Linked DNA regions of Mus musculus: regions 2, 3, 4, 5, 6 and 7 are each linked to region 1. The links are chromatin loops, found by intact Hi-C in ENCODE. Cell type or tissue: left cerebral cortex. All regions are shown on one strand. Region 1 overlaps Gm38709 (a long non-coding RNA gene). Region 2 overlaps Nfia (nuclear factor I/A). Region 3 has its middle 77 kb from the start of 0610025J13Rik. Region 4 holds the start of Gm19417 (a long non-coding RNA gene). Region 5 holds the start of Gm35073 (predicted gene, 35073). Region 6 holds the start of 0610025J13Rik (a long non-coding RNA gene). Region 7 overlaps Nfia (nuclear factor I/A).

Region 1 (4,000 bases):
GCTTAACTTAAGGAATTTGGTGTGTGTGTGTGTGTGTGTGTGTGTGTGTGTGAAAGATGTGGAAGCCAGAGGTCAATGTTAAGTGTTTTCCTCAATAACTCCCCACCATAGTTTTTGAGACAGGATCTCTTACTGAACCTGGGACTTGCCAATTTGACGGATAACCAGTAGCTCTAGGGATCTTCTCTTCCCAGTTAGTTTTTAACACGTTTAAGAAGACTGAACTCAGGTCAGACTTGTGCACCAATAATGTATAGGCCAAGCCATTCTCTCAGCTTTGAGGCCTTTTCGCAAGTTCGGTTATTCTACCAGTGTAAAGGAGGTGCTGTGGGTAGGAATGGTGGTTTGGGTTTTACGCTTTGATGGATGAGAAGGGGAACTCATGCACAATTTTCCACAATGGTAACCCCAAAATGCTGAAAGTAGTATAATTTGCTTCTCTATGTAATCCAAACCTTTCATTATGAAATGCCACTACAAAAAAAGAAAGAAAGAGAGAGAGAGAGAGAGAGAGAGAGAGAGAAAGAGAGAGAGAGGAAGAAGAAAGAAATGTCACTACTATTACATGGATACAAAGAAATGACATATTTGATATATGGGGGAAAGTGCAGTGTCGGCCTTGAGCTATATAGCTCGATGATAGAGCACTTGCCCAGCATGCATGAAGCCCCAGGGTTGAGCTAGGGGCAAACTCAATGTATATATTCTCATAATAAGGGCAACAGAGCCCAACTGCTGTGGTTTAGATGCCAGGACATCAATTGCTATATTAAACTAAACTTTTCCTTGGGCTGTTTGATGAGATTTGGCTGTGTGGGCCGTGAGGTAAGCATAGACTAATTATATTGATAGAAGTATAAGTCAGTCTGTCTCTGGCTTTTCCTACTGCCTCTGTGCCCTGCTCTTTCATCCACTGTCAAGATTTTCTAAGGAAACACTGCAATCATCACCACTTCTTGGGCTGCAAGAGCGAGCCTCTGTCACCCCTTCAGCATGGCACAACCACTAAGGAGCCAAGTCCCCTGCCTGACTTGGATTGAGAACTTTTACAAGTGTCCCAACACAGGTGCCAGTTGAAGTCACTTTCATGTTGTCAGAGGAGGGTTCTCTGCGGGCCTGCTCTGCTGATTCTTAAAATGACTCCCTTGAAAAATAGGCAGGGAAGCCAATAGCCAGCCTGGAAGCAACTTTCCCTGTGGCTTTTGCTTCAGTTCCTATCTTCAGGTTCTCACCCTGCCTTCCCTTACTGATGCACATAACCTAGAATTGTAAAATGAAACAAACCCTTGCCTCTCCAGCTCCCACAAAAGTGACTCCCTTGACCTCCCTGGCCCTCCAATCCCCTTGGGAACTCACAGTTCTTCTTTTCAGAGGTGCTATGAAAGACAAAACCTGTCCTCCTATGTAAAACACCTAATCTGATTTCGAAGAACTTAATACTACTACATATCAAAAGCAGGTTCAGAAACAGACTTGAGTCTGCTGAAGTTGTAGTTATAGCTTTCACCTCTGGATTGTATGTCTTCATCTTTACAGTGGGAATAATGTATATCATATATGGTTCTGACGTTCATGTGGTAATTAACAATTTATAAAGTAAAATGATAATTAAGTAGTCACAGCCATCCACTAATATGTCTCTTTTGTCTATGAGGAGATTAGCCAGTGCTCAAATCAGCTATTGGGGCCACTTGGCTGCCTTTCTCGCCTCTTCCTCCTAGAGACCTAATCTTTCATGGAACAGGAAACACATATGCAGTGTCTTTAAAGTTTTATTTCTCGGAAGATTTTTCCCCCTTTTAGAAATAGGTGGGAGCTCTTAACATGGGCAGTTTCTCACCTACTTTATCTCATTAATTTAGAAAAAAAAAAAACTCTCACGGTTATAGTTCTGAAGGGGAAGAAAAAGGAGAGTGAGTGACGGAGCAACTTGTCCAAGGTCACACAAATACTCTTCCTAATGAAATTGACTGCTGCTCTCCTTGGCTGAAACGTGGGGGAGATACTGGGTTCAAAATCCAGCCAAAACCATTAGAGCGCGAACAAGTCCAATCAGAGCTAGTACTGTTCTGTTTCCCAACTTCTTCACGCCCCCAACGCAAATTTTCGGTATGGTCTAGTCTGCTGTTGCCTGCCAACAGACCTGTTGGTCTGGATTGATTACAGAGATGAGATGGCTGTGCCCAAAATCCTGCCTTGCTTAGGAAAGGATCTCCAGCCTTCTCACCAACGTGCTAGTTGGAACTCGACTGTAGGTGGCGCCCTGCTTCGCTTAGGGGAACTTGAAGGATGAGGACCCGGGTCACCAGCTGCCTTCTCTTAAAGGAAAAAAGTCTTTTTCGCCCGGGACTTCTCTCCCGCTCCCCTGGTGTGGGCGGAGCGGAGCGGTTGCGGTTAAGCAGCACTTCTCAAGAAGTAGAGCCTAGTGACCGACCTCTGAGCGCTTCCTGCCCAGCGTGGCGCTCCTGAGCCGTGCTTGAACCCCAATCCTCCCGCGGCCCAGGCCGTCCTCACCCTTCTACCCCTTCCCCTAAAGTCAGTAATGAGATTAAAGGGCTGAGGACAGTGTGGTTCCTAGTGTGACCCTGTGATTGAGAGGAGGGGGAGAGTCAACTTTACAAAGCTCTAAAAGGCCAAACCTCAAAAGACTTGCAAGAGAAAGCAGCAGGGTGCACCTGCATGGCCTGTTTAGGAACAAGGACCGCCTCCTCAGGACCCGGTATCGGCGCCCTGTGCGGTCTCTTCGTGCTCTTTCTTCCCTCTGGCTCCGGCCTGACCCTGAGCTTTTTCGTTGCAAAGTTGGGTTCCCATATTCGAACCCCATCTTGCACACGTTGGGGTGTACGCGATGGAGCTGGGTGTTGGGGAGTGATCACACCACAGCTGATCTGGGAGCACTTCGGGAGGCGAAGCGGAGCAGGGAAGGAAAGAGTGGAGTCAGTCCTACAGTGGCTGAGCGCTGAGTGACCGGGTCATCGGGATGTCCCGTGGGGTGGGAGGACGCGTAGGGCGGCGTCAACCTCCGGCCTGGGTTGTTCTGCTGTGGCCACAGGCGGACTTGTCCTGTGCGCGGGTCCCCTCTTGAAGATCGACCGAAGTCCTTCCTACGGCAGCTGTGGAGGGAACTCTGGGGGAATGATTTGCTCCGACTGCACTTTGAGAAGAAGACTTTTTCTCTTAAGAGCTTCTGAAGTTGAACGGTGTGGTTAGGGGGAGTCGTGGGCGTCCTCTGCTCGTTACCAGCGGCCTGGGACAGGCCGGAGAATTGTTAAGTGGGTTAGCGAGGCTGGGAGGAGGAAAAGTGAAAGCGGAACTGGATAAGGGAGGAAAGCGTACAGCTACTGAAAAGAGTGTTGGAAAAAACACACTGCAAAAAGCTTATTCTTTTACTCAGTCTTTCTTTGATCGGAAAAAAGTAAAACATACCTGACTTGGATTTTTTCCCCCTACCAATTAGAACCTGTTACACTTTCCCAAGTCCATAAAAGAACTGCAGAGATAAATTTAAATAAACAATGGCAATGGGGTATGTACAGTTGTGACACTTGGTTGCAACACCATTTAGTGACAGCTTTTATCTTGAGAAAAATAGGGATGTAACTATTAATCTCTTGTGCTGCTGCAGGAGATGGGGTCCCTAAGAAGGGAATAAGCCAAATAGAAAGTGCAGTTATGGAAACAGAAAATTGAGATCCATTTTAACACTCTGGTCTTGGGATTCTAGCACTGCACTCTACCCTAGCATTAACTTAGCAGGAATATCACCCGGCCTAGTCTCTGTGTGATTCTTAAGACAAAACAAAGGGCACGCAGTGTTTTCCCTTTAAGGAGCTACAAACAATTGCTGCACGCAGTAACTCCAATAGAAGTGGTCTTCATACTCTCTGGGAGGCAGGAACTGGATTTGGCCTCTTTCTAAGGTGCAGGTGTGTGATTTTTTTCCCCCCAGAGCTGGTGGGTATAAGAGACAGAAACCACAAAGGCAGTGTGTCCTGGTGCC
Region 2 (4,000 bases), 250 kb after region 1:
TTGAGAAGAAAGGGCTTATTAGCTTACAGGTCACATTGTATCATCAAAAAAAGCCAAAGCAGGAACTGAAGCAGAGGGCACAGAGGAGTGCTGCTTACTGCCTTGCTCAGCCTGCTTTCTTAGACCATCCAGGAATACTTACCCAGGAGTGATTGATACCTCTCATGGTGAGCATGGCCCACCCACATCAATCATTAATCAATAAAATGCCCTACTGATATGCCCACGGGCCAATCTGATGGAGGCAACCCTTCAGCCCCATAACTTCCAGCTTCATAGTTTGTGTTAGGATGACAAAAATACCCAGCACAACACACCATCCGAACTGCATAAAGAAGTTGAGTCTATGACCTTACCACAATCACAACTAGTTGTGACCCCATACAGTGTGGAGACTCCATATTACTCAGAAACGATACCCTTGTCTTAAACTGTTTCTCTTTCCAGATACATAGTGCTAGCCTTCTACATGTGATAGTAAAAATATTTACTTCCCCCAGGAGTCCAGTGAGGTTCTCACTGTGATGGGGTAGGGGGAGCTGTTTCAGTATTTGCAAACGAAGAGTCAAGTTAAATAACTACTCTCATGTCTTTGCCTGGGAGAGTATCATCTCCACAGTGGTGGCAATGACAGAGCAGCTCAGTCTCACGAGTTCCTAGGTGAGAGTTAGACTAGACAGCCAGGCTGCTTGACAATAAATGCCTGGAGCAGATGCTAGGAACTGCTGGACTAGGGACTCTGGCCCAGGAGAGCTGCAGGAAGTCACAAACTCCCTCACCCTTGCCTCCCGCCAGCACCCTTTAATTTCTGCCTTTATCATCTAATGTTTGTGAACTGTAGCAACGGAGACGCTGGCGCTGAGAGTATGGATTTGTTCTGTGGCCCATCTCCACACGTGGCAGGACCATCTGAAAGCACTTCTAGTTATTTATTACCTTGTTCCACGAGAGGGAGAAAACACAGACCACTGCACCCTGGGCCAGAGAAAAAGAAGAATTCAGTACAGGGGAGAGGCTCCCAGGAGCGCCTGGGGTTCCGAATCCCTGAGGTTGTTTTAGCATAATCCCATGAAGGAGGAGACAGGAGCCATCTGTTGAGAGGTGCTTCACTACACAAAGCCCTCTACTACAGGCATTTCCAGATAGGCCCCTCCCCTGAGCTGCCAAGGAGAGCCCATTCTGCTGGCTGCTGAACGTCCCTGCTTCAAGGGCTCTCTGTCAAACCCACTCTTGTTTATTTTGTGCCAACGTTTCCTCAAAGTACGTGCTCTGAGGCTGCCAAATGTCCCTCCTGGTGTGAACTCAAAAAGTTCTGTCCCAAACTCCACTCCTGCTCATTTCCTTCTAAAGTGCTGAGTGTTTTCCTTGAAGTTGCTGGAGAGATTCTGAAACCTTAAAGGCTTCCGTGGGAAAGAGTAAAAAGACCACAGATACACACACAGGCCATTGTGCCTCTGCTCCGGCCTGTTCCGATTGCCAGCGTGGTTTGTTACACCCAAACTGGCTGCAAGGGTTAAGTAAACTTCGTGGCTCGGGATGACTTCACAGCCCTGGAATTCTGCAAAGCCAGGATTCTCAGTACACTGTGGCTGGCCTTAGAGTCTTTGGGTGTGAAAACCACTCTCAGCTGCTCAGCCTGTGCTGAGTTCCTGCTACATGGCTGCAGAATCTATTAAAGTCCAGCAGATGAATTGCCCTGGCTCTGCCACAAAGCCTGGCTACCCGATGGACTTCGGGGTTCCCAAGTTGTTTGTCAATGGAGAGTGGCAGTGAATGGAACGGGCCTGTGCCTCAGCCTGGCATGAGGTGGCACCCTAGCGGCTGTTTTCTGCCTTGGGAACGTGCACTGCTGAGATTCTCACACAGGAATCATCATGGGAGTTCCGAATGCAGTTTGTTCTGAACTTCTTTTTCAAGTCCTTGGTATGGCTTCCAGCGCCCATACGCAGGCACTTAGGATTTCTGACCAGCAGTTTTGTAAGAACCAATGAATCTAGTCTAACCTGACGTGTAGAAAGAAGTTCTGGGGCAAAATTAACTCAGCTAAGAGAGGCACAGTAAGAAAATGAGACATTGGTAGGGCTAAGCTCAAACTTGAAAATACAAATTGTCCTTATCTGGAAAGACTAATGAAGAAGCAGGCCTCAGATGAGAAGTCCCGGGGAGGGGGCATCTTTTGAGGGTTACCACTTAAATAGTGGCGGTTCTTTCTACCTTTATTGGAGGAGGATGACTTAAAAACTTCCTAGTCTGAGCAGGCAGCCTGCTGGCTCTCTCCTCTGTTAACACACACAGTAACAATGATCATGGTACAGAAATTAATTTTTTATACAATTTATACTCTTAAGCAAGAAACCATTTAGACTTCAGCATTAAAGGAAGAAACAAAAAGACGATAATAAAACGTCCACTGCAGCCCAGCCCGGACCGTCACTGTGACCTTGCCTTTGTTTGGCATTACACAATTCAATGGCAGGCCACTCAAACTATGCTCTCGATCAATATCCTATTAAAGCAGCACAAAAAGTCTCCATAAACTTAGTGGTTAGCTATGTTTATAAATGGAACTCGGCATAATTAGATGGTCAATAGCAGGCTCTACTAGTAATTTTAAAATGAACATCACACATCTTATGCATAGAAGCCAGAATCAACCCCTCTGGAAGGAAGGTCTGGTGTGTAGTAGACAATAGGTTGGATGGCCTTTTTAAAAAAAATCTTCTCTATGTCCAAAATGCAGCTTCTAAAGAAAATCTGTTAAGTAAGCCATATAATAGAAAATTCTAATCGGTCCCTTAAGGTTTTTTTCGAGTCTAAGTCACTTCATTCTAAATGTATTACACCATGGGATATGTTTCATTTTCTAGTTTTAATCAAGCCCCCACACAGAGAGGAAATAATAAATGTTGCCACACTCATAGAAAAGGGAAAAAAAATCAGTCTATCTGGCTTAACTAACAGATTTCCTCCCAGTTCAATTCAATACAATTTTAAAATAAATGTTGAAGTTGAATTATTTCCAAAGAATGCTTTGTCATACAATTTTTATTTCCTTGATTCATTTGGGGTGAGTGTTTGAACAGTAAAGCAGGAAGCAAATGGAGTGGACCAGCTGCACTAGGGTTTCTACCATTCACATTTGGGTGGCTAACCTTGATGTCTATCCCTTCCCTTCCTCACCAACCAAAAGACGATGAGCTACTAAGAGGACACCCCCACCCACAGGCTACTTTATCCATAGCTGGTCCCATCCGACCATGAGATATATGTGTGCCCTGTGTTGAATATATGTCCTGAGCAGTGTGTGTGAGCTACTGTGTAGGTCACACTTAGGTCAGAGGGAGTGTGCTTTTGACACTGGGTAGCACTGTGCATGTGTGCCCTGTGCTCTTTGGTATATACATACTCCTGCCAGTCCTGGTTAGAGCTGCTCATGGCTGGGTTTGGGCCATTTATCTCTATCCTCAACTGAAGGGTCTGCTAAATTTCCCAGACTCATGAGCACTCTTATGATAGACACTGGATCTTGGAAAAAGAAACACACACTATACTTTGATATGCATACTAACTTGTTGTCATGGTCCCTGTTTCTCTAGGTCCATCTACTGCTAATCTTTTCTAAGTAACTTCTACCTACATAGTGTGTGGTTAACACAGACTATCAAACACACACATGCCTGTAGGATGCCAGGAAATAGTTCAGGATTTATAATAGGGGTGAACATTTGAAATTTAATAGCTGTGGGACTCTGGTCAATATTTGCAGTGCCTCTTGCCTGTGTTTTCTTCGTAGGTTATAATTATTTAATACAAAATATTTAAAGTAAGTCCTGGCTATAGGCTGAGCATAAATCTGAGTGCTAAACTGGGGAGACCTCTCAAGAACACAGAGGTAACATAACAGGACGCCTCATGTTGGATTAGTGAGAGCTCAATGATGGTAATCACCTTGATCATTACTGGCTTAAGCCTTTGCCCTTGATCATCTACTGTGTGTTCT
Region 3 (4,000 bases), 490 kb after region 1:
CCTTAGTTTTATTTGTGTGTCCACTAAAAGAGATTTTTATGTTGAAAAGAGATTGAGATTAGAGTCAGTGCCCTACCACCTAGACAGCTAAGGAGAGCGAAGAGAGTCAGTTTTGCCACCCATGCAGCCTTGGTCTTAGGCAGCCTTGAGGCCAAAGAATAAAAATTGTTGAGACCATTTTCATCTTTGCTAAACTCTCTTGAAATATATCAGAGAGATCCCAAATGCCCAGCCAAACCTCTTCAAGTTGTCTTTCACTCCACCTGAGTCCTATAGATCGCCCACATTGTGAATCCCTCCTACTGATTTCCCTCCTCCTCCTCCTCCTCTTCCTCCTCTCCCTCCTCCTCCTCTCCCTCCTCCTCCTCCTCATCTCCCTCCTCCTCTTTTTCCTCCTCCTCTTCTTCCTCCTCCTCTTCTTCCTCCTCCTCCTCTTCCTCCTCCTCCTCTCCCTCTTCCTCCTCATCTCCCTCCTCCTCCTCTTCTTCCTCCTCCTCTTCTTCCTCCTCTTCCTCCTCCTCCTCATCTCCCTCCTCCTCCTCTCCCTCCTCCTCTTCCTCCTCCTCTCCCTCCTCCTCTTCCTCCTCCTCTCCCTCCTCCTCTTCCTCCTCCTCTCCCTCCTCTTCCTCCTCCTCTCCCTCCTCCTCCTCCTCCTCTTCCTCCTCCTCCTCCTTCTCTTCCTCCTCCTCCTCCTCTTCCTCCTCTCCCTCCTCCTCCTCTGCTGTCTGTGGTCTCCCAAACCCTTCATACATAAGCACAACTTTTCATCCCAGCTGCTGCCACTCCCTCCTGACTTTATTCCTCCTGTGGCTGGTAGCTCTCTCTTGCCTCCTGAAGTAAATTTCTTTCACCTTTCTGGCCCCTGTTCCAATCACCACCACTGTATTTTTATATTTGTGGCAGAAATTTAATAGGTGGGATGCAGGGGAATGCTTTGCAGAGGCCAGAATGCCCCAGAGAAAGATTTGTTTCCTTGTGGTCTAAGCAGCAAGTATTTCTAGGCCTGCTGGCTAGGTTTCCTTCCGATAGCTCCCACATTGTAGGCCATCACTCACTCTAAAAAGCATAAAACCCGCATCATCAAAGTTTTGTGGAACTCCATCTTCTCTAACTTACTCAAGTCTTTCCAACTTGTCTGCAGCAAACTAACTATCCCTGCGTCCTGCAAGGTGGCCAGCTACAAGAACTCCATTTATTTTTTTAATGCCATCTTGCCCTTGGTAGTTCCCATAGGGCAAGGGACCTGGTCTGGAAAATGGAATGGATTCACATGTTATTATACTTTGAACATGCATAAATTTCCTAAAGCATTTTTAGTCCTGGAACCATGAGGCAAGTCATGAAACCTATAGCACACACAATTGCGTCCCACCCTGACTCCAGCCGCCATGCAAGGCGGTCACCAGAAAGCCCTCCTTGCAGAACGTTTGCTAAGAATATTGGGGAGAAAAGAGGCCATCATTTTCCCTTTACTTGGACCAGACTCAACTCAGAGCCCATTCTGGCATCCGAAGAGTTAATCTGCTGCCACCTAGTGGCTCTCAGCCAATATGCAGTACAGGTTGACTAGATTGGAGGGGGTGCTTGGATGCAGGGCGGGTCTCTTCCATCTCAGAGGATACTGATGATGGAAGCTTTTTTGAAAATCAATCTGTCTCTGTCTCTTTTTCTCTCTCAATTTCTCTCTCTTTCTCTAGTTTCTGTCTCTGTGTCTCTCTGTCTCCCTCCCCCCCCAAACCCCCCCCCCCCGCCATTCCACCCCTGTCCCTCCCCCCTCTCTGTCTTCCCACCCACCCTCCCCGCCCCCCTTCTCAGAAGCAAATAGAGCCTGTTTCCTGCCGACCTGAAGCGCAGTGATGCAGGCTGGGATCTCTTGCAAGTTTTCCGCTGTGGGGTGCCGCAACAGCTGTGACCCTTTCTTGATTTTGATGTAGACTTCAAGGGCGCCGTCCCCAGCAGGGGAACATTTTTACCTCAGGAGCCTATTCACTTTGGTAGCCTTGGCAGGGAACGTTCCAGAAGCTTTGATTACACAAATACCTCTGCTAGGTACAGGCTCGGTCTTGGCAACCTGGGGAGAGAGAATGTGCACGTAGGCTGATTAAACCAAACGACCTGTTTCCTTTGCTGGGACTGGGGGCTGGGGGTCTTCAGCTTGGAAATGATGTTTTTCCTTAGCTGCGTTGCCTGGAGACTTGGAGGGTTTAATTAGGGCTGGGGAGGTTTTTTTGGCTTCTACAGCTGCCTTCTCTCCCCCAGGGTTGCAGAATGAGAAAGTGTGTGTGTGTGTGTGTGTGTGTGTGTGTGTGTGTGTGTGTGTGTGTGTGTGTGTGGTGAGAGGGGAGGGAGAGAGAGAGACAGAAGGGGGGAGGGGGCAAAGTGTCCGGGAAGTGAAGAGAATCTGGTACTGAAACACATATGTTTCCTTTGGGTTCTGTTGGTTCCACTTAGTAACGTAACCTTCCAAACCACAGTGAGACTTGGTGGATTCTGTGTCACACCCTGGAATCGGGACAACTCACTGGAAGTTGTAACTTTCTTCCTTCCATCTAGGACTGTACTTTGGAAACTTGTCTAAACATTCCCAAGCAAGTACAGGAAGGACTGCCCGGGCCAGTGTCTCCCTGACTGTGAGTTCCAAGGAAGAAGCAGAGAAGCCTAGGTTAGGGGGAAGCAGCCAATTACATAAAACCATAGTTGTAATCCTTGATATCAGTATGCTGTATACTGGCTTGAGGCACTCTCAGCAGAGTTTTCTTGCTTGCTTTCCTGTACCATGTATATGGGTACAGTACTTATTTTTCAATAGTGCTCCAGTTATAAAAGGATGAAATACATAAGTATAACCTCTCACGGCCAAAGCCAGACCTTTTAGCAGTGGTCACGGAAAGATTTGGCTGGTCTATCTCCTGTGTGGAATGCCCACAAACAGACTACAAATGTGTTTGCTGCTTTCTCAGAGCAGCCTGGGCAGACCATGCCTTAGTGGGGAGCTGGTGTTGTCAGAGAGAGTGTTCGCCTCTCAGCCTAGCTGCTGTTTTGCTGTCAGTTTTAGCTGTGCCTTGTCTTACAGAAACATGGCTCCAATCTCTGCCTTCACGTGCACAGCATTTCCCTACGTGTCATGGGGCCCAACTCTCACATTTGTGTAAGTATCCCACTGATACTGGCTTAAGGTACACTCCGATGTGCTGGGTCTAAACAACTACTGTAAGGACTGGTCTCCGAATGACAACACATTCAGACGTCTTTAGATTAAATATTCCACTTAGCCTTAAGTGAGAAACAGCAGCCTTAATATTAGGTAAAGCACAGCTACGTGTGCCTGGTGCTATGGTAGAACTCAGAAGCGAACACAATTTTTTTTAAAGATTTATTTATTTATTCTATGCTAAGTGCACTGTTGCTGTCTTCAGACACACCAGAAGAAGGCATCAGATCTCATTACGGATGGTCGTGAGCCACCATGAGGTTACTGGGATTTGAACTCAGGATCTCCGGAAAAGCAATCAGTGCTCCTAACCGCTGAGCCATCTCTCCCGCCCCCAGAACACATTTATTTTAAGATTTATTTCTGTTGCATGTGTTAAGTCAGGGTTAAAAGAGGCTACATGAAAGTTAAGGAAAAACAGGCCTCTCCAGGGGCAGAATTTTCCTTTTAGTCAGAACAGCTGAAGGGCCACGGTCTCTCCACAGAAGTGGAGTCCATGCATACACTGCATGCAGTGCTTTGGGGGGTTTATTGGATAGAAAAGGGGGAAGATAGGGAATGGAAGATTCTCCTGCTGTCTTAAAATGGTAGATACTATACTCAAAGAAGTCTGCTGGTCATCCCCTTATTAGAAGCATCAGGAACTTGACTCATAGGTATCGTTATAGAAGTCAGTTTTCCTGTCCACTTGAGGATTTAAGTCATTAACCCTCTGGCATGTGTATGAGGGTTTGCCTATGTGTATGTATATGCAGGACATGCAGTGCCCTTGGAGGCCAGAAGAGGGTG
Region 4 (4,000 bases), 120 kb after region 1:
CAATATAGTTGTTAAAAGCTTCATGAACATTTGAAAATGGAATTACTCAACAAATTATTTTAGTTTTGTAATGAAATCAAATTTAGAAGTTTCCTTAAGCCTAGGATGGTTAATCAAGATTTGAGCTCTTGAGGAATTTTCAAAACTAATCCTGTATATTGTGTAGGATATAAACTTTTTGTTTTCAATGAATAGCAAATGTTTTAGTTCACCAAATGCATATTTTATTTTAAAAAATGAAAACCTAACAGCAGAGTTAGGTATGGTGGCACATGCCTTTGGTCCCAGCACTTGGGAGGCAGAGACAGTGGGATCTCTGTGAGTTCAAGGCCAGCCTGTCTACAGAGTGAATTCTAGGACAGCCAAGGTTATCACACAAAGAAACCCTGTCTCAAAAAAAAAAAAAAAAAACAACAATAGCAAAACAAAAACAACAAAACAACAACAACATCCCTAACAGCAGTTTGTTTTACCTAAATTATTGTGACATAAAATCAAAATAATTTAAAACTTTTCATATCTTTATATTTCTAAATTTTTTTGTACTTTTAAAAAATATCTTTTCAGTTCAGCTAAATATATTTCCTTTGCAATGCTAAGGAAAAGTGTGATTCATGAACTGTTTATTTAGACTGGACTATAAAGATGACAATGATCAAAAGTTCATAATGTACTTCAGTTGTATTAAGAATCCCCTCCCCCATATAGAAACTGTTGGAAAACGGCCTTGTCAGCTACATGCTTAATATGACCCATGAGTTCATTACTTTCTGAAGATTTTCTTGATGATCCTTTTTCATTTAGTTTCTTTATCCCCGTTAGAGATCTTAATCTTTGGATGACCAGTTTTATTATTTCTATATGTTTTAGAACTATTCTAGTTTGGGGTGAGGCATTTTGAAGGGTGTATGACTTTGCAATATCTTAACCAGCTGTAGAAATATATACATGGGAAACTGAGGCAAGAGAATCCTAAGATTGAAACTTGTCTTGGCTCCAGAGTGAATTCAAGACCAGAATGAGCAGTCTACTTTTTAATATACCTAATCTCAAAAAACAAACAAATACCAGCCTGGATATAGTTCAGTAGTAGCCAGTTGATTAATGTGTGCAAGGCTCTGGGTTCAAGCTCTTATCTTTCAAAATAAATAAATTGAGTTTAGATACCTTTCAAAGGTTTCTTTTTTTTTCCCCTTGAATGTTTAAAAAAAAAAGCTTAAAATTCACCAGATGATGATTAAAGACCTCTATTACAGAACACTTAGTAATGGGAATTGGGAGACATGCAGATAGCCTTACCCTGAACCTGAAAAGGGAGAAACATACAAAAAGGCTAGAGATCCTACTTGGGTAACTTGAAGAAGCATCCACTTGTTTTGCTGGAGTGGTAAGAGTTAAGAGCATGGTTTAGGATTATTTGGGCTGCTTGCTCTGGAGGAACACATGGGAAACCACCAGCAAGTCTTCTGGTCTTGTATTAAAGAACGTAGCCTTTCCTGAAGGGGTAGGAATACCCCAGTGGTCAGTGGCTAGTGGCCTGGTGCTTTCTGATATTGCCATAGGCAGGCCTGGCCAATCAGATGTGCTCATTTGTTGGCTGTTGTTCCTTTGGCCATCACCGCAGTAAACACTTTCCCTTGAATGTTGGTTTTCTGTTGTGTCTGGCAGCCACATAGGGCTTGAACTTCAGCCAGAGGCAAATATTTATACACCAGAGTGTGCAATGTTCAACTGGTCAGGCCTGAGAGGAAGAGAGCTCCTTCATGCCTTCGGCCAAAGGGGAATTATCTATTTTTCCTTCCTTCCCGCTGTGCCCTGCAGAGGTAGGACCTTACTGGAAGCCTTCGGTGCAGATGCCTGTGCTTTGTGAAGGGAGGACACCCTCCTGACATTTCTGCCTGCTCCTTTAATTCTCCTTGCAAAGTTTACAGTTAGTATTTTCCCTGGAACGCTGTCAAGCCTGAGACAGCCCAAATGTATGCCGAGCTGTGAAATCGAGCCGGAGAGAAGCAAGTTTGTGAGAAATCTGTTTCTACTCAAATCCGTGAGCTTCATTAAAACACAAGCAGAGAAACAAAAACAAAAACAAGGAACTCAAGGGGCCGTGGCCGGCTGGGCCCCCGGCGCCATTTCACGACCTGTGAGGCGACGACGCAGCCGTACATGGCGCCGTGTTTACCCGCCGCAGCCAATCAGCGCGCCGTGCCAAGCCACGTGACGTGCCACGAGGGCAGCACAGCCATTTCCTTGTTCTGAAAAAGCTTGCTTCCTCCGCAGAGTTCTTTGCCTTGCGCTGCATGCCAAATGTGCCTGCAGAATGTGTCTAGTGGACTGGCATTTCTCCACAAAGTTATTTCAGCAGGTAAAAAGTCTCTGCGCACTTGAGCTCGGAGCATTCTTTATGTAAAATGGATTTCCCTTCTTGGCCAGAGGCCAAGGGCACGGCGCACTGGCTGGGTGAGAAGAGCGCTTCTCTGCTGAGAAACTGGTGGACCGACACACTCTTAATTTTTTGGCTTCTGACCAAACAAGCTAGATGAATGCCAAAATTCAACAAAATAACACATTATTGTGTGATAGGAGCCATGCTCCAAGAGAGCAGGAACTCAGAGGAACTTCACACTGGCTCCCCACCCCTCCCCCTTTTGTTTTTTGGCTTTATTTTCTTAAAAAATAAAATAAAATAAAAGCATTGTCACTTTGGGGAGCTTTTGTAGGAATATGGCTAAATGGGACCTAGAGAGTCGGGCTTTTAGCAATAAACTTGAAGGAAGGAACTGAAAGAAAACAAGAGCTTAAAATTACGTTCATGAACTTTTCCCAGACAGAACACACAGTTCTCTTGACTTCGCGGAGCTGCGTTTAACCCTACAGACTCCGTAGATGTGTCTGAGTTGAAAGCTGAAGGACTTGGCATTAAAGTGAGAATTCTGTGAGATATAGCTACATTGTACAGATTTCAAAATAGAAGGAGAACTACAAATGTCAAATGCGGAGTTTTAGCTTTCCCAAACCAAAGACTGGTGAAAATCTCATGCTTTGTTATGGTTTTTGTACCCTGCCCCCTCCATCTGACTTTGTAAGTGAATTGAGTCTGTTCTTCCTTGCTTGACTCCATAAGCAAGTCTTGAAAGGCCTGTGCCTCAGTTCCCACATACTCACCTTGAGGACATTCAAGGAGAGAATCAAGATTCTTCCAGTCTATAAAAATGTTAGAAGCTAAGCTTGAAAAATAAAACAGTAAACAAACAAACAAACAAACAATTAGAATCAAATATCCATTTTGCTCATTCACACAGCACCCAGCCTAGCAATCTAAAGAATTACAGTAGTTTCTGCCATTCCTTTGCTTACAATGCTTAGTGTTTCCCAGTGTGTTGAGAATAAACTTCAAGCTGGTGGCCAGGGCCTGCCCTACAAGATCTGGCATCTGCACCACCTCTCTAGCCTCACTTTATCCTGTTGATTCTTCCATGCTTGAGCCTTGCAGGTCTCCGTTTGAGGTCAGGACTCTGCCAGTCCCTTTTCTATGTGTTGTTTGCCTGTAATGATTTTCCTCCCTTTTCTTTTGGGTGATACATTCTTGCCTTTCAGTTCTCGGCTCAGATGATATCTCTATAAAGGAGAAATCTGAGGTTGGCAATCATGCTTTTCTATGGAACATTTCTTAGGAAAATCCAAAATGCCCCTGCTAATTTGTTCAATTACTTACATTTTTTACTGTTGCCTCCATGTCTGTCCTACAAGGACAGAAAATCATAGATATCCTCTTCTGTGTTTTTATATTGTATCTAATCACATAGGGAATAAAATGTTGGTCAAGTTGGGATATTCCAAAATATATCAGTTTACCTTCAGTTTCACTGAAGAATCCAATATATTACCAGCCCCCAGAAGACCATTATTATAGCATGTATACCTTGATAAGCATCTAGTTCTCCTTATAAGTACATGCTGATCCAGAGAGGAGGAAGGCTTGGAGGTCAGTCTGCCTGTACTG
Region 5 (4,000 bases), 950 kb after region 1:
TACAGGTTCAAAGGTTCAGTCCATTATCATCAAGGTGGGAGCATGGCAGTATCCAGGCAGGCATTGCACAGGAGGAGCTGAGAGTTCTATGTCTTTATCCAAAGGCTGCTAGTGGAAGACTGATTTCCAGGCAACTAGGGTGAGGATCTTATACCCACATCCACAGTGACACACCCATTCCAACCAGGTCACACCTATTCCAACAAGGCCACCCCTTCAGATGGTGCCACTCCCTGGTCCAAGGATATACAAACCATCACATGCCCCAACACACACACACACACACACACACACACACACACACACACACTAAACAAACGTAAAAAGAAAAAGTTGGTGCTGAAGCAATGGCTGAGCAGTTAAGAAAGAGCGCGAGCTGGTCTTCCAGAGGACCAGGATTCAGCTCCAAGCATCCACATGGCAGCTCACAGCTTGGTGTACTTTCAGTTCCAGGGTATCCAACACCCTCACACAAGACACATGAGATAAAACACCAATGCTCATAGAATAAAAATAAATCATTTGAAAAAAAAGCAAAACAAAAATATCAAAATGACATTAGCTTGGTCAGTGCCTGGACGTCCTTCATTCACTCCCTCTGTCATGTCTCTGTGGAGTGGGGCCTACCTGTTAGATTTTCTCTCTCCTTAAAGGACCAGAAGCCCCGTCTCCACATAATCACCTCAATCTCTCTGTCCCTCCTGAAGGCTTCCAGCCCACTCATTCTCTTCAGGGTTCTTCCATAGGCACATGCTGGGGCATGACCCTGCTGCTCGTAGAGCTGGAGCCGAGATCCACAGCCACCAAAAAAAAAACATGCACTGTCAATCCCTAAGAAACGGGTTGAAAATGCAGAAGAAAACAGGAAGAATTGACTTAGGCAGGGGCACTAGAGAAGGTCGCACGAGGAGCAGGCTGTCAGCTAAGCTGGCTTGTGTAGAGATTCCCAGGGAGAAAAGTCTGGAAGATTGAGAGGAACGGAGGAAAGATTAGAAGTGTGTGTTGGTCAGGGGTCGGGGGTACTGCACATGCTTAGCGTCTTCTCCCACAAACAAAGGGGCAGTGGTGAAAGGTTTCCAGGGGGAGAGTGCCATTGTGTATCCGGGAAGATGACAGGGGAAGGTAGAAGAGAAGAGTGAACAGGGCTGGGAACTCATTCGGGAGCAGGCGGCACCAGGAGGCTACTGGGACTGAGCACCTCAGTGCCTGTCTCAGATGACAGTCCCAGCCCCAGCAGGGTTTCAGTATTATACCTTCTTAGTTCGTTATGGGGGAGCTGGAGGTGTAATTTGATAATAAGTGGAAAAAATGAAAGGAAAAGTCAGCTGAGCAGAGGGAGTGTGTTTTAGGGTCCAGAGTTTGGAGAGGAAGTAGGGTGGGGTGCATGCTGTGTGTCCTCTGAGAATGGAACATGCTAGGCAGGCATTCTGCCACTGAGCTACCCCCCACCCCCCAAGTCCAAACTTGGACTTGGTATCCTAATTTTGATAAGCTGAGCGATGTCAATGCAAATCCCAAAGTGGTGACTGGGCCGAGCATAGCTGCTGGGTTATAAGCACAGCGGCAGAACTTAAAGCCAGGGGATGGATGTGCTGTCACTTGACTCTGAAGTCACCTGGGCCTCTGACAGAGCCTGGAGGTAAGCAGAGATAGCAGAGAGCAGACCCTACCAGCAGCGAGAAAGTCGGGAGTATGTGGGTCCTGGAGGCTCAGGCCTGGAGAAGCTGGAATGGAATTGTTTGTGAAGAGTGTGCCTTGAGAGCAGGCAGCGTCTGCTGAGGCTCTAGGCTATGTGAGACAGCCCTGCCTGCTACTGGAAGAAGAGAGTCTAGAAGGGAGCTTTTATGCTACGCGTCTTAGGCTTTTATGCTGCGCATGTCCCCATTTAGTTGACTATTCTTCCCATGACTGTATTTCTAGAACACGCTGCACTTGTACATAACTGTTTTCCCCTCGTCTGGATGATCCCCAAATTCTTTCTGACCCCTCCTCTGGCCCATCGCCTTTCTCCTGCTTTACAGACAGCTGTTTCACAACTGAGGCATGTGTGCCCTCTGTTGGTATGTTCTGGAACTGCGTCACATCAAGTTTCCCTGCACTCCTGGGCAAATTCCTCTCCGGATCTGCAGTGGGACAGTCAGCCCTCCAGATCCCTGGGCTCTGTTCTAGGGTGGGGGTAGGACAGCCGGCAGGACAATGAGGTCAGAATGCTGAACTCAGGGAAATGTTAGGAGAGCTGCCACAGGGCAGGACACCTTGAAGGTCATAGGAAGGACTTCAGCTTGTGGCCCAGCATCCAGTTCTCTGCAGATGACTTCAGGCAGAGTCTGGAGTAATCGGCGCCATGCTAACTTGGTTCTAAGCTACTTGAGAAAAGTGAGGCTGAGCAGTGAGGTGGTTCCTGTAGAACTCCACGAGATGACTTTGTGGGTCAGCCTGCAGCACCTGGGAGGACAGTGGGCTGAGACAGAGACATCAAGGATGGTACCAACCAACCTTACTTACCTTATGAAACCACAAGAACTGGTCACAGTCATCTAGGATGTAGAAAGCTGCAAGAGCCCAGGCTGTGGGGCAGAGGGCTGGGGACGTTAGCAGTGGGTTCCTGAAGAACATCACTGGGGACACATCATAAGGGTTTGGAGTTAAGTAAGGTAGAGCTGGAGATAGAGAGCTGGGGATGTCGTCACGGGTGGTATTTAAATTAATAGCACAAGACCCAGTGTGGATGAGAAAGACTAGGAACTTGGGAGCTAGGCCTGTCACACTGCACAAGAGTCAGCAAGAGAGGATGGTGGGGTGGGAAGATGCACGAGGCTAATGTACCTGGGCCGGTGGCACAGGCCTGTGATTCCAGCAGCTATTGGAAGGCTGAGGAATGAGGATCGCTGCGTCTGCTGCTCTGTAAGGCCCTACCTCAAAATAAAAGGTTTCAAAAGGAGGGTGTGGCCACATGGGTGAGTGAGAGAGTCCTCGTTCAGAGGCTCTGGATTCAGTCTCCAGTTCCACAAAAGAATAAAGAAGGGGATGGAGAGGCAGCAGCCACTGGAAGTCAAATGAAGGAAAGAGTTTAAGAAAAAAATGAAAGCCTCCAGCGCAGCATGGAGGTGCATGCTGAAACCCCGGCCCTGGGAAGGGCGCAGCAGGAACATTGAGAGTTTTAACACCAGTGGGTCTCTGTCTCGGGAAGTGAGGGAGGAAATTCAAGTGAGAAAGATGGGGAGAGAGAAAGGGAAACGAGAAACGAATAATCCATCTCTCCAGCTCTCCGTGCAGGAGGAATGCTGTTTAGAATACAGCCGTGGTTTCTCCAGCATCCTTGCAACTTACAGTAAAATACCTTGTCACTCCCTCCCACAGGTTGTGGCAGATACCAACATAAGTGCCATAGCGACCCAGCTGGAAATCATGTCTGCAGGCTCCCAGCTTGGCTCTCCGACTGCTGACCGACATCCGGAAGACACAGAGTGAGTGTTCTGATACAGAGTGGGCCTAGCGCCTGAGCTTCAGGCTCCGGTGTGTGTGACCTCAGAGTGGAGGGATGCACGTGCTAAGTTCTCCTGCCCTGACAAGGTCTGACAAGGTGTCTGTCAGGGCTCTCTATTCCACCACAAGATCCTTCTCATTGCCTCGACACAAGCCTATACCCTGTCCTAAGAAACTGCAGGTTTCCTAGGTCCACCCTGCTCTAAGGTGCATGGACTAACATGCCCTTAACTCACTAAGTTAAAGCCTTGTTCTGAGGTGAAATCTTATTGTCCCCTTTGAGAGCATATGTCATCACAGCTAGTCATTGCCAAGCTGTTCATTAAAGCAATGTTTCTGAAGCTAAACTGATACAAGAATAAAGAACAGGAGGCCGGTGACATAAAGGCACTTGGCACCCAGTCTGACGACCTGAGTTTGGTCCCTGGGGCCCACAGAGTGGAAGGTGAGAACTGACTTTCACAAGCTATAAGCCCCTGAACTGTACGCGCCTGGGTATGCGCCTGCACACACA
Region 6 (4,000 bases), 570 kb after region 1:
GGAGATTGGGGGAAGGAGAGAGAGGAAAAGAGAGGGAGGTAGGGAGTGGAGAGGAGGGGTGGAGAAAGGGAGAGGGAGGAAGGGAGAGGGAGAGAGAGATCAGCACAGCACAGCACAGCACAGCAGGTATGTCAAGCAACTTTGTCCCATTTAACTTAAGGCAGGATTACTGACTACAGAGGTACCCAAGCACAGGCACAGCCATGAAAGACTGGAGAGGGTGTGTTTGAAAGACGTCTTTAAAGAGACCAAACGTTTGCTAATCAGAGAAGAGGAGGAGGAGGAATTCTAAGAGCGGGCAACAGCCCTGGGAAAAGCAGAGAGGTAGCTGGGTACTGAGGGTCAAGCCCCCAGGGAAGAGCAGAAGGTCCTGAATCCAGGCTGGGAACGAAAATGTGACTTCCGGTTCTCTTCTGGAACCTGTTAAACTCTTACCAGTGTGCAGAGGATACTCAACACCTGCCCTAGAAAGTTCTAGTTTTGAGACTCAAATACAGATAAACAAGGGATCCCTAACTGCAACCATGGTCTCATGAGCTCTGTGTTTATCTCCTGGGGTTGGGAGCACCTCTCTCTCCAGATCCATTGCAAGTGGGCACTTGACCACTCCTAGAACTCAGATCTTCTAGAGGGCCCAAAAGATGTGGCAATGGGTTCTTGTGGGCTGGTGAGTGCCGACAAGAGAAGGACTGTAGAATTTAATCTCAGTCGGCAAAGCAGTACCATTGCTCTGGTGTGACAGTGACCTCCACCAGAAAACAAAGAACGAAAGCGTGTGTGTGTGTGTGTGTGTGTGTGTGTGTGTGTGTGTGTGTGTGTGTGTGTACGTGTGCGTGTCCTTTAATTTTTAATAGCTATTCAGACAGTCCTTGGAGAGGGAATTGGCAGGTTCAGCGGGAGGCTACTCCCCCACCTGTCTCCAGGCACTGCAGACACAGCTGCTGCGGAAGGAGACAGTCAAAGCTTCCAAGGAAAGAAATGGTGCGGAGAGCTGGGGGTGGGAGGAGGGCGCCTTTCACACAAGCCCACTGGGGACTGGGCCTGTCTAGCAACTGCAAAAACAAGCCAAGAGGACACAGTCGGGCTCTATACAACTTCATGTTAAGTAAAATCCATTCAAGAGCCAGCTCAAGAGCCGCTTCAAAATCATTGGGGTTTTTTTTGTTTTGGTTTGGTTTTTGTTTTTTAATGGGAGAGCAAGGTAACCAGAGCTTTGGTGAGGCCATGGTCAGGTTTTGCTGCTTGAATCAAGAGGAGCCCTGAGGATTTACGCGCTGTCCTAAGACTTGAAACCGAGTACACAAGACACAAAACTTCCCCGTACAGTGCCTAGCAATGTCTTTATCTGTACTCCCCTAGGCTGAAAGGACACACAAGGTTGGGTTAAAGTTCAACTCCCAAAGAAAAGGAGGAAGGGGGGTTGGGGGGAGGACAGAACGAGAGAAACAGCGGAGTCTAAGAGACGGGGAGGAGGAAAGACTGGGGTGGGGACGACAGAGAGAATAGCAGCCCGGGCCAGATTTCAACTGTCCTGATGCAAATGTTAGCAATTCTACGGTGGCCGGGGGCTCGCTGCTCCCCCAAAGTAAAGCAGCAATTAGAAAAGGGGAAGAGGCCGTTTTAGAAGATGAAAACTAAAGCAAGGAGGTATTTTTGGTATCGTTTTAATCACAAAATAGCATGAATGTGGTCTGTGCCTGCGTGCTACACAAACGTCGATTTCAATACAACTGAACGCTAGTTTGAAAATTTCCATTTTTGTAATTTGCTTCCCTTTGTTAGGCCAAGATTTGAGAGAAACCTGGCAGCGTCCCCAAGCCTGGCACGGGATCGCCTCAGACGCACTCGGCTGCTCCGGAGGCGGAGCGCGAAGCATCGGACCCGGCGGGCGGAGCCAAGCCAGCGGGGCGCAGCGCAACGCCTTCCGCCAGGGCGTCTGCCGCCACCTACCGGCGACCAGGCAAGCGTCAGTGCGACCCCAAAGCAAGCTGCTGTGAGCTGGCTGGACCTGGTCCCAGCCACTAGCAACAGCATTTCCAACAAAGGCCACCCGTCTTAGCCTACCCAGCTCAGAAACTCCTGTCTAAGTGCTCTGCCCTAGGAGTTGATCTAACTGCTTTATGTAAACCCAACCTGAGGACGAAGGCAGTCTGTGATCCCAGTATACGCTCAGCGAAGAGTGTGTGCTCCCACAACAGTAGCGTGAATGAACATATGAATGAATGAACCAACCTATTTAAAAAAAACAACAACAACAACAACTTTCAGATATATTTATGTTTGTCAGACATTTTGTTGGTGGCTAGTAAAGTCTACAATAACTGTGTGTATCCCCTCTCCAATGTGTGCAGCAGTAATGTACAACTGCCAAATTCATCCCATAGCCTCCCTTTACAGTTGCGTAAAGACGGGTTCCTGAACGTTAAGTGCTTTTTCCTATGTCAGTTTGCTGGTCATAGACCTAGTTCAGACCTACATTTTATTGACGTGTTTGGTATTTATTTTGTAAGGAAAGAGAATCATTTCATCTTTCTGTAAGCTAGCCTGCCCTGACACATATTCTTAGCCGACTGGCTAAAGGAGGTAGCTGGCTCCACCAACTACCTATGGTTGATCCCTGAGCTTCTGTCCCAGATTTCTTCTCTCAGCCAAAGCAGCTGCTCATACACTTTCGTTCCAAAAATCAAGTGTTGCTCCAAGCTAATGCCAACTGGTCTAAAGGTAAGAGTCTATTTCTTAGAGCCTAAAGGAGTCTTGGAGATTGTGTGTTAGTGAACTGCAGGCAGGTGCATTTTCTTTGAATCAACACACGTTGATATCCAGTATTGATCCTATAGCACCTCTACTACTCCAAGATGTGCAATAATGCAGCTATTGAGTTTCCCAATGACAGCTAGACGTGAAGATAGTATCAGTCAGTTGAAGTAGAACTTTTGCTGTAGAAATTAACACCCAGAGTCTATAATATAAAGGGTCCTTCCAGCATAAGGTTCTGACTTCGTTTTGTCAGGTGACTATGATTCTGGGAAGGCTGGGATCCAAAGCTGCAGATTCAGACCACAACCCACTGACCAAGTGGAAATCACATCACTGTGAGGATAGAAACACATCCTAACTGTTGATCGTGATGGCAATGGTAGCCATGCGTGATTGTTAAGTACATTCTACATTCCAGGCTCTGGGCTAACTACATGATGTATAGAATCTCATCTGTCTTCACAGAAGGACTATGAGGCTTTCCATTTTTATCCTGTTTTCATTTTATCCTGAATGAAATAGTTGAAGCTCAGAGAGTTTGAGAGGCTCAGCTCTGGTTCAGTCCCCAGTGGTGAGGAGCCTACCTACTCGAACTCCTGATTGACTCCGGCTCCTAACCTTAACGTGATAGGATAAGTTGCTCACCCTGCACTGCCTCCATTCACTTCCCCATCTCCAGTGCAAAGCTCCAGAGTGGGTCCCATGCTTCTATTGACAGCTAGTGAAGGCATGATATGAATTACCTGTTTCTTTTTCATAAGCATATTCCTAGATCCAGCCATGGTCACACCTCCACTGTTTCACGGAGGGACTCAGTGGGACTGGTTCTCAACTGGAGGTCAGTCTGACATCCCAGAGACAAATTGCAATGTGTGGGGCTGGGTTTAGTGGCTACAAATGTAGGCAGAAGGTGTTACAAGCCCCTAGTAAGTAGAGGAAAGAGTAACTGCCAACCACATTAGATAAACAATGCAGCTCACCACGAAAAAAATAATAATAATTGTTTAGCCCCAAATGCAGTATCTGAGTGTTGACAAACTCTATTTAGAAATCTAAAACTGCACAGCCAAACATTAGCTGGAACTCGGGAATCCTGTGGAAGAGGAGAGAGGAAGGATTGTAGGAGCAAGAAGGATTAAGGACACCACAATAAAACAGCCCACAGAATCAACTAACTGGGGCTCATAGGAGCTCACAGAAACTGAAATGACAACCAGGGAACCTGTGCTGGTCTAACCTAGGT
Region 7 (4,000 bases), 360 kb after region 1:
ACCGCGCTGCAATGGTTAAATGAAATTTTATAAGCACGTCGCTGGGCGCGGAGCTGTTTTGCATTACATGAGTTGAATACCTTAGAGACACCACATCTGCAGGCACTTTATTAAATCCTGAGTCAGCACTTTCCAACCTGATGAGATTACTTCTCCATCTGACCAGCTAGAAGGAAAGCTGAGCTCTCGGACTGCAGATTTCTTTTGATGTTTCACCTTGAACACTGAAAGAGGACGGGTTCCCCCTCCCACCCCTGGTTCATCCCAAACTGTGGACATTGAGAATGTAACTGGCTAATTTCTTGAAACTAGAGCCTTTGAGGGAGTGTGGATTTATGGGCCACCAAATCAACTGTGGTTGAATGTTCCTGCTGGGGGAGGGGCAATAGATCAAAGCCCAGTGTTTACTGCCTCAATGTAAATGTATCAAGATAACATCCTCTGATGCAGTACTGTAATATTGCCACTCTCGGCAGATAAGGGACAGGGATTCCTTTGTAGTCGCCTGGATACAGTAGGGCAGATTAAGGGCCTATAAAGTATGAAGGCAGAGGCCATATGAAACCCAAGCAGATGTCAGACGTGAGGATGATTTCCTGACTCTCCCTCCACAGATGAGTTTTGCTTCTCGTGTCAGTATCTTCCCAATGACTTGATTCAATCCAAGTATTTCCCAGATTTTCTCAGATCCCTCTCGCTCTCTGTTCTCCTGTCCCAAGAAGAAAGATGCCGAATCCTCCTTTAGTGAGTGCTCTCAGACTTGCTGCGTTTTCAAGTAACGAGATTAAAGGGAAATGCCACAGCAAAGGAGCCTTTCCTCCTATTGCCTTACCCGGCTGAGGCGATTGGCAGTTCTCAGAAGTTTAGGAAAATCCAGGAGCACCTCTGTGTGGGCGGTTGTCACACCTGTCACCACCAGTGTCTTCAACTACAAACTGACAGATAGAAAACTTGGCAAAATGGAGTAATTTCTTATTGCTTACAACTGTTTCTCTACTATATTTCTGCAGATCGTTTACTAAGAGACCTCATTCAAAAAAACAGAAAGAAAGAAAGAAAGAAAGAAAGAGAGAAAGAAAGAGAGAGAGAGAGAGAGAGAAGTTCGTGTGTGGTTCCCCCTAACTGACTTCCCATTCTGGAAGCCCTTGGTCAAGTAGCTGGGTTAATTGTCATGAAGATTAGTGAGATGTTGAAATAAGTACTAATGGTCAAATTACAGGAGTGAAAAGTGGGAGAATAGGTTTTGGTTTGGACCTGAAAGGGTTAATTAAGGTTTTTTCACGGGTTATTAAAGACCCCCAACCCCTGCCTTAGGAGTCATATTGACAGCCCACCACAGGGCAGCTCAGCTCCTCTATTGACATGTTGCTGGTAGGAGCACAATAGCCCCAGTATCTGCAAATCATTGCTAAAATCATCTCAAGGAAAAAAAAGTTCCCAAGCTTTAACATTAGACAAAAGCCCGGGAGTTGCAGTGTGCAGCTCAAAAACCCAGAGTCAGCAACTTCTATTGATTAAAAACTAACCTTTAAAGTAACTCTGAGAGCGTGTGGTTAGCATTTAAATTTAAACATGTCGTGAGTTGATTTGTGTTACTGAATACCAACTCAGAAGGAGTAACATTCACAGTGCGGTTTTTTTTTCTTTCTTTCTTTCTTTTTTTTTTTTTTTTCTAACTCCCTTAAGCAGCTAAAGTATTTCATGAAATGTCAAAAGGGCAGAAAGAAAAAGGGGAGGGGCCAATGCGGGGCCTCATCGTTTTCTTTCCCAGGCAAATATTCACCCCCCAAAAGAAAAGTGTGGAGAGCGAAACACAATAATTAGTCCTTTGTCTAACTTTCTCAAATGCCAAAGAAAGACAGATTAATTAAATATACAACAGTGTTGGTTTTTGGAGCGGGGGTCTAGCTTGCTGGGTAGGTCATAAATTAGGCAGAATAAATACTTCAGTGTGTTTGCAGTGGGCCTGCTACGTCAGAGCCACTGGAAGGTTGGTGGGAGGAGAGTGGCGGGTTTCTTGCTAATGATAGTCACGTCTGGGTCTGTCTGGTTGCTAAGAGCAACCAGACATGATGTAACACCAGGATGAACTTGAACTTGGGGGACTTGAAAAGAGAACAATAGCCCAGAGCAATCAATAAAGCCTATTTCAGTGAAGGGTTACAGAGCTGCTCTGGGGTAACCTTGTGGGCGAGGCACACACTGAATAGTAAGATGTGTGAAGAAACTTTTTTTTTCTTTGCTTTGCTTTGCTTTGCTTTGCTTTGCTTTGCTTTGCTTTGCTTTGCTTTGCTTTGCTTTGCTTTGCTTTGCTTTGCTTTGCTTTGCTTTGCTTTGCTTTGCTTTGCTTTGCTTTGCTTTTTAGCAGAAGTATGTACAGGGCACTGCTGATTTTTGTAATGTCCTGAATGCAGAAACTACGGGACGGAAAACTGCTCCCCCTGGTGACTCGCCAGGTCCCAGGCCTTTGCTTCAGGACTGCCACACTGAAGAAGTCCAGAATTTCACAACTGCCTTAGAAAGCATGCAAACAGATTGGGAACAGCACTTACCACTCAGTTTGAGACTGTTCTGTATAAGAGCAGATATGGAAAGTGGATCTGCGTCAGAGATCAGGAGAAACTTAACGCAGACACGGTTTGCGGTCTGCTTCCCTCCCCTTTCCTTCTTACTGATCTTTCTTTTGTCCACTTAGATTTAGGCCATGCATACTTGCCAGGGTGATTTCTTTTCCAGATATAAGCAGCTTTATTGGGTTCTCCGAAGCGCATGGTCAGAGAGTAAAAGTCTACAGGATGAGTAGTTTTGTGGTTTGAGCTAGGAGTTTTTGTTTTGTTTTGTTTTGTTATAAGCGCCTTTGGAAATCAAAGGTACCTTGTGTGACCAGGAAATTTTACACCATGCCTCCATGGAGCTATCACTTAGCTATTTATCCCTGGGATCAAAGGAGTCCCGACTTTCCCCTAATTGAATCTCCCCGACAAGAGTGAGCTTTAGCCCTCACCTCCGGAATCAGTTCCGACTGACTCAAACCCTGGTGATGTTTTCAATGCAGAACTCACAGCCTCGAAGCTGGTAGGTTTTCTGATGAAAATACTGAATTCTTCAGAATACTTAGAAGAAAGTTGGCAAAAAAAAAAAAAAAAAGTCATACAATTTTTAGCCTCACTTGAGTTTTGAGATTGGTCTATAGTTGCTCATTTTGTTAAGCGAACTCTCTGTGTTGACAAAGAATGTTTCTGAAAGGGACATAAGACTGGCTCCACAGCTGGCAGAAAGCTCCAAGGGCACATTGAGTAGACAGAAACATGAACGAGAACTACAGTGGTTTCATTTCCCCATGAACACAATGGTGCTTCATAAGGTGCCATCTTATTTTATTATGTATCTTTTCTAAGAAAAGAATTTTAAATATATGCCATTGAAAGGATTTGCACCTGGCCGGGCAGTGGTGGCGAATGCCTTTAATCCCAGCACTTGGGAGGCAGAGGCAGGTGGATTTCTGAGTTCAAGGCCAGCCTTGTCTATGAAGTGAGTTCCAGGACAGCCAGGTCTATACAGAGAAACCCTGTCTCGGAAAGAAAAAAAGAGAGAAAGAGAGAAAGAGAGAAAGAGAGAGAGAGAGAGAGAGAGAGAGAAAGAGAAAGAAAGAGGAGGGGAGGGGAGGAGAGGGGAGGGGAGGGGAGAGGAGGGGAGAGGAGGGGAGAAGAGGGGAGAGGAGGGGAGGGGAGGGGAGAGGAGGGGAGGGAAGAAAGGATTTGCACCCATCATGAGGAGCAAGGGGAGAGGCCAGTCTGACTTCCCACCCCCCACCCCCTCCCAGGTCACCAGTGAGTTTTCCACCAGACCTTTCTGTTTTAACTGCTATCATGGGCCACCTACAGAATGTTGTGTTTGTACATTTAGCACCTGTCCTTAGCACCTACACCTCACTGAGAAATATATTGAGAAAGTCATGGAAATAGCTATTTGCTGCAGCCCCAAGCTCACACTTCAGCCA

Evidence for each region. Peaks named below come from ENCODE experiments on the same cell type or tissue, not always from the same donor. Only the 100,000 strongest peaks of a DNase experiment are listed, where the experiment ranks them.
Region 2: it touches region 1 in a loop (5-fold over the local background); 13 of 42 quality-filtered maps call a loop at or near these places.
Region 3: a loop joins it to region 1, with 2.9 times the contacts of the local background. A loop is called at or near these places in 18 of 42 quality-filtered maps.
Region 4: a loop joins it to region 1, with 4 times the contacts of the local background. A loop is called at or near these places in 7 of 42 quality-filtered maps.
Region 5: it touches region 1 in a loop (2.8-fold over the local background); 5 of 42 quality-filtered maps call a loop at or near these places.
Region 6: a loop joins it to region 1, with 7 times the contacts of the local background. A loop is called at or near these places in 23 of 42 quality-filtered maps.
Region 7: it touches region 1 in a loop (4-fold over the local background); 19 of 42 quality-filtered maps call a loop at or near these places.

The regions. Positions count from the first base shown.
Region 1 is chr4:97,748,893-97,752,892 of GRCm38, forward strand. It overlaps Gm38709 (a long non-coding RNA gene), which reads right to left. Exons shown (of 5, transcript XR_003955232.1): 5 at 1,755-4,000. It also overlaps a transcript of Nfia not described here. Among named protein-coding and RNA genes, the nearest start is that of Gm38709, 27 kb to the right of the region's middle. In left cerebral cortex, CTCF peaks have their summits at 2,253 (motif pointing right) and 2,452; DNase peaks (open chromatin) are centred at 2,276, 3,036 and 3,232; H3K4me3 peaks cover 1,413 bases; H3K27ac peaks cover 1,449 bases.
Region 2 is chr4:98,002,750-98,006,749 of GRCm38, forward strand. All of the region lies in intron 4 of Nfia (nuclear factor I/A), which reads left to right. Among named protein-coding and RNA genes, the nearest start is that of Gm34218, 18 kb to the right of the region's middle. In left cerebral cortex, CTCF peaks have their summits at 527 and 1,818; DNase peaks (open chromatin) are centred at 1,206 and 1,754; H3K27ac peaks cover 1,284 bases.
Region 3 is chr4:98,242,174-98,246,173 of GRCm38, forward strand. It overlaps the pseudogene Gm12691. Among named protein-coding and RNA genes, the nearest start is that of 0610025J13Rik, 77 kb to the right of the region's middle. In left cerebral cortex, a CTCF peak has its summit at 1,531 (motif pointing left); DNase peaks (open chromatin) are centred at 1,521, 1,953, 2,583 and 2,957; H3K4me3 peaks cover 681 bases; H3K27ac peaks cover 1,340 bases.
Region 4 is chr4:97,866,837-97,870,836 of GRCm38, forward strand. The region is part of intron 2 of Nfia (nuclear factor I/A); the gene reads left to right. Gm19417 (a long non-coding RNA gene) reads right to left here and starts at 2,173. Exons shown (of 2, transcript XR_376437.4): 1 at 1,347-2,173. In left cerebral cortex, no CTCF peak of the experiment used is centred here; DNase peaks (open chromatin) are centred at 1,696, 2,225, 2,914 and 3,453; H3K4me3 peaks cover 1,400 bases; H3K27ac peaks cover 2,624 bases.
Region 5 is chr4:98,700,635-98,704,634 of GRCm38, forward strand. Patj (PATJ, crumbs cell polarity complex component) reads left to right here. Exons shown (of 44, transcript NM_172696.2): 43 at 3,361-3,467. Gm35073 (predicted gene, 35073) reads right to left here and starts at 121. Exons shown (of 2, transcript NR_151609.1): 1 at 4-121. In left cerebral cortex, a CTCF peak has its summit at 2,065 (motif pointing left); a DNase peak (open chromatin) is centred at 2,022.
Region 6 is chr4:98,320,527-98,324,526 of GRCm38, forward strand. 0610025J13Rik (a long non-coding RNA gene) reads left to right here and starts at 830. Exons shown (of 3, transcript XR_376450.3): 1 at 830-981; 2 at 1,783-2,721. In left cerebral cortex, CTCF peaks have their summits at 1,948 (motif pointing left) and 2,149; DNase peaks (open chromatin) are centred at 620, 973 and 1,878; H3K4me3 peaks cover 1,212 bases; H3K27ac peaks cover 918 bases.
Region 7 is chr4:98,106,772-98,110,771 of GRCm38, forward strand. The region is part of intron 10 of Nfia (nuclear factor I/A); the gene reads left to right. Among named protein-coding and RNA genes, the nearest start is that of Gm34784, 17 kb to the right of the region's middle. In left cerebral cortex, a CTCF peak has its summit at 2,442 (motif pointing left); DNase peaks (open chromatin) are centred at 2,029 and 2,449; H3K27ac peaks cover 663 bases.